2 separate regions of the Mus musculus genome follow, and region 2 is linked to region 1. Evidence: chromatin loops called from intact Hi-C (ENCODE). Cell type or tissue: left cerebral cortex. All regions are shown on one strand. Links, peaks and the distances in the headings refer to the core of each region. The heading gives the core; the rest is flanking DNA.

What was found. Hi-C counts contacts between places; a loop is a spot of excess contacts. Peaks named below come from ENCODE experiments on the same cell type or tissue, not always from the same donor. Only the 100,000 strongest peaks of a DNase experiment are listed, where the experiment ranks them.
Region 2: it touches region 1 in a loop (8-fold over the local background); 1 of 42 quality-filtered maps calls a loop at or near these places.

The regions. Positions count from the first base shown.
Region 1 is chr13:70,635,766-70,640,153 of GRCm38, reverse strand. It overlaps Ice1 (interactor of little elongation complex ELL subunit 1), which reads left to right and starts at 2,520. Exons shown (of 19, transcript NM_144837.3): 1 at 2,520-2,637. The coding sequence starts at 2,557. In left cerebral cortex, for the core only: a CTCF peak has its summit at 1,934; DNase peaks (open chromatin) are centred at 2,033 and 2,566; H3K4me3 peaks cover 2,556 bases; H3K27ac peaks cover 1,398 bases.
Region 2 is chr13:70,796,417-70,800,817 of GRCm38, reverse strand. Adamts16 (a disintegrin-like and metallopeptidase (reprolysin type) with thrombospondin type 1 motif, 16) reads left to right here. Exons shown (of 23, transcript NM_172053.3): 4 at 1-34; 5 at 2,781-2,980. Among named protein-coding and RNA genes, the nearest start is that of Gm36529, 42 kb to the left of the region's middle. In left cerebral cortex, for the core only: no CTCF peak of the experiment used is centred there; DNase peaks (open chromatin) are centred at 176 and 2,234; H3K27ac peaks cover 456 bases.

The DNA of each region.
Region 1 (4,388 bases), core at 389-4,388:
CCTTTTGCCCTTCTCTAACTGTCCCAGGAAAAGAGAAAGACAGACAGACCGACAGACAGACAAACACAGACACAGACACACACACACACACTCACACACAGAGACAGAGAGAGAGAGAGAGAGAGAGAGAGAGAGAGAGAGAGAGAGAGAGAGAGCACAAGAGCATTCTAGAGAGGAACCAGTGTCCTGGCTCTCAACCCCACTGTAAGACCATTGATCCTTGTATCCACAGGAATCCCATGTTGGAAGAAGGAAATGGCTGAAGCCAAAAGCCAACCAGAACGGAAGCCTGTATCTAGACAAAGATTTTTCTCACCGTTTTGGCAGCTTGTCAGATAGCCTTTCAGCAGAAGCTAGAGCAGACACAATAGTGGGTTTATGATAGGAAGGACCACAGCTACCGTGACTACCCATGCATACTTCCTGCTCTCTACTTAAACCTAAACCCAGGTCAGGATTCTGAAGATGGGCTTTGGATCAGGGCTGAGGTTGGGGAAATCTTTTTTTTTTTAATTACTGGATCTTTCTTCTTCCTAATGTGACCACTTTGGAGATATCTTTTTCTGCTTTTAACTATAAAGTATGCCCTTTAATTGGCCTGTTGAGGTTGGGTGGCCAGACCTAGCTTGTTAGTTGGGGATTGACTCTGACCCAACCAAAACCCATGTTCTTCTTGTAACCTTACACATTCTGTTCGCCAGCCTCTGAGGAAACCTGGACCTTCTACACAGACTGTCAGGTTATGGGCCTGTCTTGCTTGGGTGCAAATAGCAATGACAAGGCATTCAGCTATTTCTGGGTATCTATATGGTCTTTCAACGTCAAAGAAGATAGCTTGAAGACAGAACAGGGTGTGAGGGTTTTGAGTTGCATTTTCCATCCCGAGGCTTAGGACAGATGTGCAGGGTCTGGATGCCCTCTTAATAAATTATAGTGGCTATTCCTGGTTGTCAACTTGACTATATCTGGAATGAACTACAATCCAGAATTGGAAGGCTCACCTGTGATCCTAATCTGGTGGCTGGGAGATACAAGTTTCTGACCTGGATCTTATCGTGGAGATTTTTTTTTTAAGATTTATTTATTATTATATGTAAGTACACTGTAGCTGTCTTCAGACACACCAGAAGAGGGAGTCAGATCTTGTTACGGATGGTTGTGAGCCACCATGTGGTTGCTGGGATTTGAACTCTGGACCTTCGGAAGAGCAGTCAGGTGCTCTTACCCGCTGAGCCATCTGACCAGCCCCTATCGTGGAGATCTTGAGGCATATACTGGCTATGAATCCCAAGAGATTAAGATTGGAAGCTCTCTGAGTTCAAGGTCATCTGGGACAAAGCAAGTCCCAGATCCAGGCATGGTGACACACACCTTTAATTTGGGCCGTATCTTCTGCTAGAGACCTACATAAGGACATTAGATGAAGAAAGATAGGCTCTCTCTTCTTTGCCTGCTTGCCCTGTGGAACTGAGCAACTGCTAGATCGTTGGACTTCCATTCACAGCTGCTGCTGACCATTGTTGGCGAGTTGGACTACAGAGTATAAGTCATCAATAAATTCCCTTACTATATAGAGTCTACCCATAAGTTCTGTGACTCTAGAGAACCCTCACTAATAAATGCAACACTGTTGTTGAGATTGGGACTTTGTAACCAGAAGATGAGGAGCCGCCAGAAACTTCCTAGTAGACAGATACTGATGGCAACAAAGTTTCTGAGGAGAGTGGATACAATGCTAGGATGTCAGCGAGAGTTCAAGCCCTGATTTCAAGTGGCTTTTAAAGCTGAATGAGGATTTCTTCTTTCCACCTCTCCAGCCTAAGGGTGAAGATGACTGGGAAACCGGCTCGAAGGGGTTTGTCTGGTTGGCTGCGTGCAGACACACCCCACACGTTAGTAGCAGAGCATGGAGCCCTAGAGGTTGGCCTCCAGGCGGTGCTCACCCTGCCGCTGCGAGGCACTCCGGGAATTGTAGTTTTTCTTCCGCTCCCTGCCTGTCTACTGGGAGAATAGTGCAGTAGCTCTGCAAGAAGCGTTCGCACTTTCCAAACCCAGGCTCGGGTCCTCCTTCGGTGGTCGGCATGCCAATGACATCGCAAAACCCCCGCCCCTTGGAGGCTGAAGGGATTTAGGCGTCTACACAGGGCCTGTAATGAGGCAGCTGACAGATGCACAGACAGTTCGTGAAGGCAGGCCCTGGCTCTTGTTCATCTCTTCCAAGATGTGTCCTAAGGCTTTGCTTTTTGTACGACCACGCTTCGTTCTGGCTTTTTGATCAGGCGGATCTGCGGGCAGCCCCGACGGGGGGCGGGGCTGGGTGGGGCGGGGACCTCGTGTGCTGTCGTCGCTTTGGGCCCTCGGGGCTGCGCCGCTCTCAAGTGCCCTGGGCTGCTTCGCTGGTCTGAGCCCTAGGCCGGCTCCACGGGGACCTTGGCGCACGCATGGACCTGCCCGCGCCCGGCGGGAAGCGGCCAGGCTGGCGGTGGCTGGGGCGGCGGAGCAGGGCCGAGGCAGCGGGCCCCTGAGCGCGCGCCCTGCAGGCCGGGCCGCAGCACCATGATGCCCGGCGAGACGCACCCGGCGGCGCCCGGGCCAGCCGACCTCGCGCGGTGTCAGGGCTGCGCCTCCCTGCAGCAGGTACGCAGGATCCCTGGCTGACCCTTTTGCGCCGTTTTGGGGGCGGGTGCCGGTGCTTTGTTTAATCACGGACAGAATTGGTTCAGCTGCTGCGATGCCGGCGGCGGACAGAGTGAGCGTGCTCTTCAGGACTCCTCGTCTTCCCGACTCAGGGTTTGCAGGGCCCAGTTTGGTTGGTGGGTGACGCTGTCTACGCGCGGAGGGAATCTTCCTCTCTGTGATGAAGGCCTCCTCGCACTCCTAATTATTTGTTGTTTGAAGGCAAGGGTTTTATGTTGCGTGCCCAGGTCGCTAGACTTCCAAGATTCCGGAACGGAACTGCATTTTAGCTTACACGTATCTATTAATATACTGCCAAGCTTAGCTTTTGTTAAGTAGCATGTTAGTTGTCTGATTAAAATTGTCCAATAAACATACGTGGGTCTAGGTAGTTTGTTACAGTGTCATGTCCTGTTCTTAACAATGGATCGCTGCAGATGGGTTCTAGGTTTTACTGATGCAATAGAAATAGTCCCCAGTGCTCAGGGCTGGAGACTCGCACAGCTTTCTGTCTTAGAGTTCCATTCACCTATTGTCAGTGGCAAAACGGAACTTGCCCTTGCTCCCGTTCAGTTCATCCCCTTTCTACCCAGTGTTCTAAGCACTGTTCATATTCTGGTAAACCACCTGGACACGGATAAGATGAACGTGCGCAAGTACGACTCGACAGGATTTTAGATGTTGGGAAGGAAATAATGGAAGATGTCAGGGGGTTCTGGTGAGGTGGTGTTGAGGCAGTGGGAGTTGTGAATGTTGAAAAGTAGCTCTGGAGATCGGTTTTAACAAGTGGGACGGTTTCTTGATGTTTGATGAGCAAAGCCTGTGGCAGCCTCGGGGTTGGTGAGACGAGATAAGGGATGCAGACTAGCTAGCTATCTGTGGAAGTTTGCTTTTTATTGTAAAGTGCAATGTCTCTGCGCCGATTCGTATGTTCTAGTTGCTTGGAGAATAGGAAATGGTTTGGCACTCTCATAGAGAAGATGGAGAGTCAAGCCATGTTGTAGCTAGGCCACATCGTGTAGGCATCTTATAACCCTCCCCTCCCTTAAAAGATTCTGAATGGAACGCTTCTTTAATGGACCATATTTGTGTTTTGAGCCTATTTACTCAAATTTTTTGATCCCCTGCTAGTTTATAACAATGTACGCAAAGAGAAGAGGAAAGTTACATTAGAAGCAACATATTGGTAACAAACAGGCAAAAGTAGGAGGGGAGAGTGGGTAAGGACCAGGCTTTTGGCTGCTGAGATTTTCTGGTCTTTGGAAAAATCGTATTTGAACAAGGTTATAGGAGAGCGAGTTCGGTTGATTTCTTTGAAGCCCGACATCCTAGTGGATGCCTCAAGGCCTGGGGTAGTTGCTTTCCTGGTGTGCTTGAGAAGACCGGTGAGGCCACAGCAGACTGAAGATTTAGGATTTGCAGAGGTCAGAAGAGCCAGAAGAGCCCTGGTTGTGTGGTTCTCATACACCCACACCGTTGTATGAGCTTGGGCTTCTCTGGATGAGGTGGTGGTGAATCATTGCAGGTATTTGAACAGACAGCTGTGTGACCCATTCTTCTTAGCCCTCTGGAGAGCTGCATTCACACACTGCTCACCAGGAGTCCCTGTCCTGTTGAGTGAGCAGTGCCATTGATTTCTTTAGGTTGCTTAGGCCAGAAACTGGTGGCTATCCTGGTGCCTTCCTTCTTTGACAGCCTGCATCCAGTCCGTT
Region 2 (4,401 bases), core at 73-4,072, 160 kb before region 1:
CAAAAGCAGCATTTCTGTGGAAGACGCAAGAAATGTATGTAAGGGAGATTTTGTGTATTTAATGACGTGCATAATTAGATGGGATACTGGGACAATTTTAATTTATTGAAAGCATGTCTTCTGAGGAGGTGAGACGTTCTGTTGATGCTGCTATGGAGGTGACTCTGGTGGTAGTCTTATATCTTTTGTGGGTGGTAGATGAATGTGGCAGATGGGTTTTTAAAAAGCTTGTCCTTGCACAGATTAAATGACACACTCCTCAGAAGTATAGAACCTGCCAGACATCTAAAAAAAAAAAAAAGCAAGCCCTGGCATCCCCCTGTTCCCCAGTAACTCTATACTTGAGGTTTAGACATATTAAAGCTCACATACTTTTCCTGCTGAGGTAACTTTTTAATGCATATCTGAAGCTTGACACCACTGCATCAAAGAGGCAAGAGCATGAAAGTACTCACCTGCAATTTGTCAGCAAGGCTTTGGAGAGTCTTGTCCTGATTCACAAGCAAGGGTCCTTGTTTGCACATAATGTAGCTCTCCCAATCTAGGAAACTGCAGTTCTCTGGAGTCCCTATTTGCCCGAGTGCCCAGGTACTATCTGATTAGCTCTTCTCAGAGAGCAAAAAGGAAGCCTAGGCCTCTAGTCCCAGCCTTCTATGCCTCTAGTCCCAGCCTTCTCTGCCTCTGATAGTGGTCTTATCTGCCCCATGGAAGCAGAAGGGAGAACCTAGCAGGTGCCCTGCGGATTTGGGTGAATCTTAGGGAATGGGTCAACACCCTGATACTCAGTGAAGAAGCGAGTGTCACCGAGGTATCAGAGCCTGTGCAGTGTCTGAACCCATCTTATTTCAGGAACAAAACACAAGGGCTGTGTTCAGACAGAACTGGAGATCTCAGATTGAGTCCAACTCAATGGGACGTGTCTTTGCTTGCTTGGCTTCTTGTGGGATGGGTCCTGCTTTTGTCAGTATGGTCCTGTTCTTCTAAGTGGGTCTCACTCCTACAAAGGCTCTGTTAGAATACCTGTGTGCAAAGACTCTCGGTGCGGTCTCCGCACTCCCTCAGGCATCTGTCGGAAACAAGTGACCGATGCAGACAATTTGTTAAAGCAGATGCTGAAACTGGAGCTACGATGAAGGGAATTTTGGAATGTCATCATCTCATCTCAGCCATAGGCATGCACTGATGTGGGGTTAGCTGGACTGGTGTTTCCTGGGCACTCGGAAAGCACTGACCTGAGGCACATGTCTTCTTTGCTCTAATAGCTTCTAAGAGCTCTGGCCAGTGTGATACAGCTTCCAGGAATTCCTGCCCATGTAGCCAGCCCTGGGGATACAATTGCCAGGCTCATTGTTGCAGCCTCCTTTTGTTATGCCAACATTTTCCCACCACTTGGGTTTAAGACCACACCACTCGCATCTGAATTCCTTTCTAACACTTTCTAGATAAGAGCCAGCAGTTGTCTTCATTTACTGCCCTGCCTCAGGTCCCACAGCATCTCATACAGTAGCTCATATAGAGGCCTAATGAGTGACCCAGGACAGCTCCTAAGGGCAAGGGCGTGCATGCATCTGCAAGTTACAATGTTTAATACAGCTTCAGTCAGCCTTGGTGAGGACTTGCTTAGGTTTGAGTAACAGGTTATGTTCTCCTCAGATGTAATAAACACTTGAGATGGGAACCTTTACCTATGTCATCCTATCTTGAGTTGTGGAATACTTGTGTGTACCCATAATGAACTACCCTGGGGTTAGATTCCGAACCTGAACAGGGGATTCATTATTGCCCACGTGCCTGTTCATGTATCCTAAGGGTGATCCTCGAGAATGTTCTCAAGGTGTGTAGGTTTCAGGTTGACTTGTCACAAGGCTATAAGATGGGATTTCTACTTGTGCTTCACGTCTAAACTAAGATAGTTTTGGATATTGGATCACTTCTGGATTCAGTTTTTAATTCCAACTGACCAACAAACCAAAAGATTAAAGTGCTTTGGCTGTGAGCACCAATCAAGTAGGGAGATGTATGTTCACAGCTGGTCCAGTTGGAGTTTCATGTCACCAGGTGGCGATTGAAGTATGCCTTCCCATGAAACGATCCTGTGTTTTCCTAGCCACCCTTCTAGAGTTAATTGTTTTCAATAGAGTGTTAACTTTCCACGAGGGCAGAGAACAGATTGCTCTATAATTAGATCTGCTAAGTATTCAGGGGAGTGTGTTAGAATGTGTAGCACCCACTGAGTGCAGCTGCCACCAATGGTGTATGATTGACTGGGAAGAGTACTGGAAAGCTAGCTCCATCCAGACACCAGTATCAGCTATGACAGAAACGTTAGCCGGTGCCAATGGCTGTGCTGTTGGCCCTGTGGTGTTTGCTACTCTGTCAAGGTGTGGAGGAGTCCTGCTCTGCAAGTCCCCATGCCCTTGCTCCTAGGATGCTCATTTTAGATGCTAGGGTTCATTTCTCATTTTAAATCAGGACAAAAGAATGCGAAGTTAGTTCTGGAAATGGTCTGTTTCCAAGACATCCAGATTGTACGAGCATCATATAAATAGAGAAGGTGACTAAAACATGTCTTGTATCCCAAAAGCTGGGCAGGTCTCTCTTCTTCTAACATGGGAACCCTATTGCCATGCTTCGCTGTCTTTATGTAGCCCAAGCTGTCATTAAATTCAGGATCACCTTACTCAACATGAGCATTCCTTTCTCAGACACTTCTGTAGAATCAGCTATGCCTCTGGTTTTGTGTGTTTGCATTAGCTTGCTCTCTACATGTTCCTCCATAGACATGCCTCAGCCTCCCAACGATGACCTCTACATCTTGCCTGATGAGTACAAGCCTAGTTCCCGACACAAGCGCTCGCTCTTGAAATCCCACAGAAATGAAGAGTTAAATGTGGAGACACTGGTGGTGGTTGACAGAAAGATGATGCAAAGCCATGGCCATGAAAACATTACGACTTATGTCCTCACCATTCTCAACATGGTAGGGCTGATGTTTGTGTGTGTGTGTGTGTGTGTGTGTGCACCTGAGTGTGTGTGTGTGTGTGTGTGTGTTTAAGCACATGAATTTATGTATGTGTGTGCCTCTGTGTGTGTGTACCTGTGTGTGTGTACCTGTGTGTGTGCATGTAAGCACGTGTGTTTGTGTCTGTGTGTGTCTCTCTATGTGTGTGCACCGGTGTGTATATGTGCATGTGCCACTGTGTGTCCCACTATGTGTCTGCCTGTGTGTGTGCTTGTGTGTGTGCATGCAAGTGTGCATCTGCTTGTATATATCTGTGCATGTGTGTCTGTCTGTGTATGGTGTGTGTGTTTACGTGACCATGTGTCCTTGTGTACATTATATGTATATGTTAATTTGTATGCTTGTTCATGTGTGTATTTGTATGTATGTCTCTCTGTGCATATGACAATGTGTGTTTCTTTCCTCATTTGTGTAGCTGAGTCTTAGTATAAGAAACTCATTTTACTAATTTCCAATCAAAAGGTGAATTTTTAGAATGTTGGAGAATGAAATAGGGAGAAACTAATTAGATCATCATTGCAACTTAATTTGTTTCTGAGACATTTAGGGCTCACTGATATCTTCACACACTAGAAATCTCATTGGGATATTGATACACTTTGATGCAACAAAACTTTATCAGATTAACATACAATGTGAGGTGCAGATAACACAATGTGAGGTGCAGATAATGCAATGTGAGGAGCAGATAATGCAATGTGAGGAGCAGATAATGCAATGTGAGGAGCAGATAATGTAATGTGAAGTGCAAATAACACTAGGTGAGAAGCAGATGATGCAATGTGAGATGCAGATAACACAATGTGAATTACAGATAATGCAAAGTGAGGTACAGATAACACTAGGTGAGGAACAGATAATGTACTGTGAGGTGTAGATAATGCAAAGTGAAATGCAGATAATGCATTGTTGGGTGCAGATAATGCCCATTGTTTTAGGAATGTTAATCTTCAGGTATTGAATCTAAGTTATCTGCAGAAAATGAAGAACTCTTATTTTGGAATAGCTTCCCAGATGAAGCTGTCTTTGTATAAAGAACACCTGTGGGAGTTACTGAGGACCCAGGAGTGGTGCTCTGCACCTGCCACCTGTGGGATAAATCCTCATCACAGAGAAAAACTGAGGTGCACACATGTCAGGAAAAGAGTTAATGACAGTGTTTAAAATGTATATTTTGACATCTGTAAACAGAGTACCCCAGATGAATCTGTGATTCCCCCCAAAATACCCCAAATATGTCTCACTCCCCACAGTAAATCCAAATTCTCTCTCTCCCATCAAGGAAATTCATCGGGTGTCTCTCCTCCCAGAGAACTCCCAGAGCACCTGGCTCTGAAGCTGTACTCTGTGGAGTCTCGGGTCCCTGCATCTCTGATCAG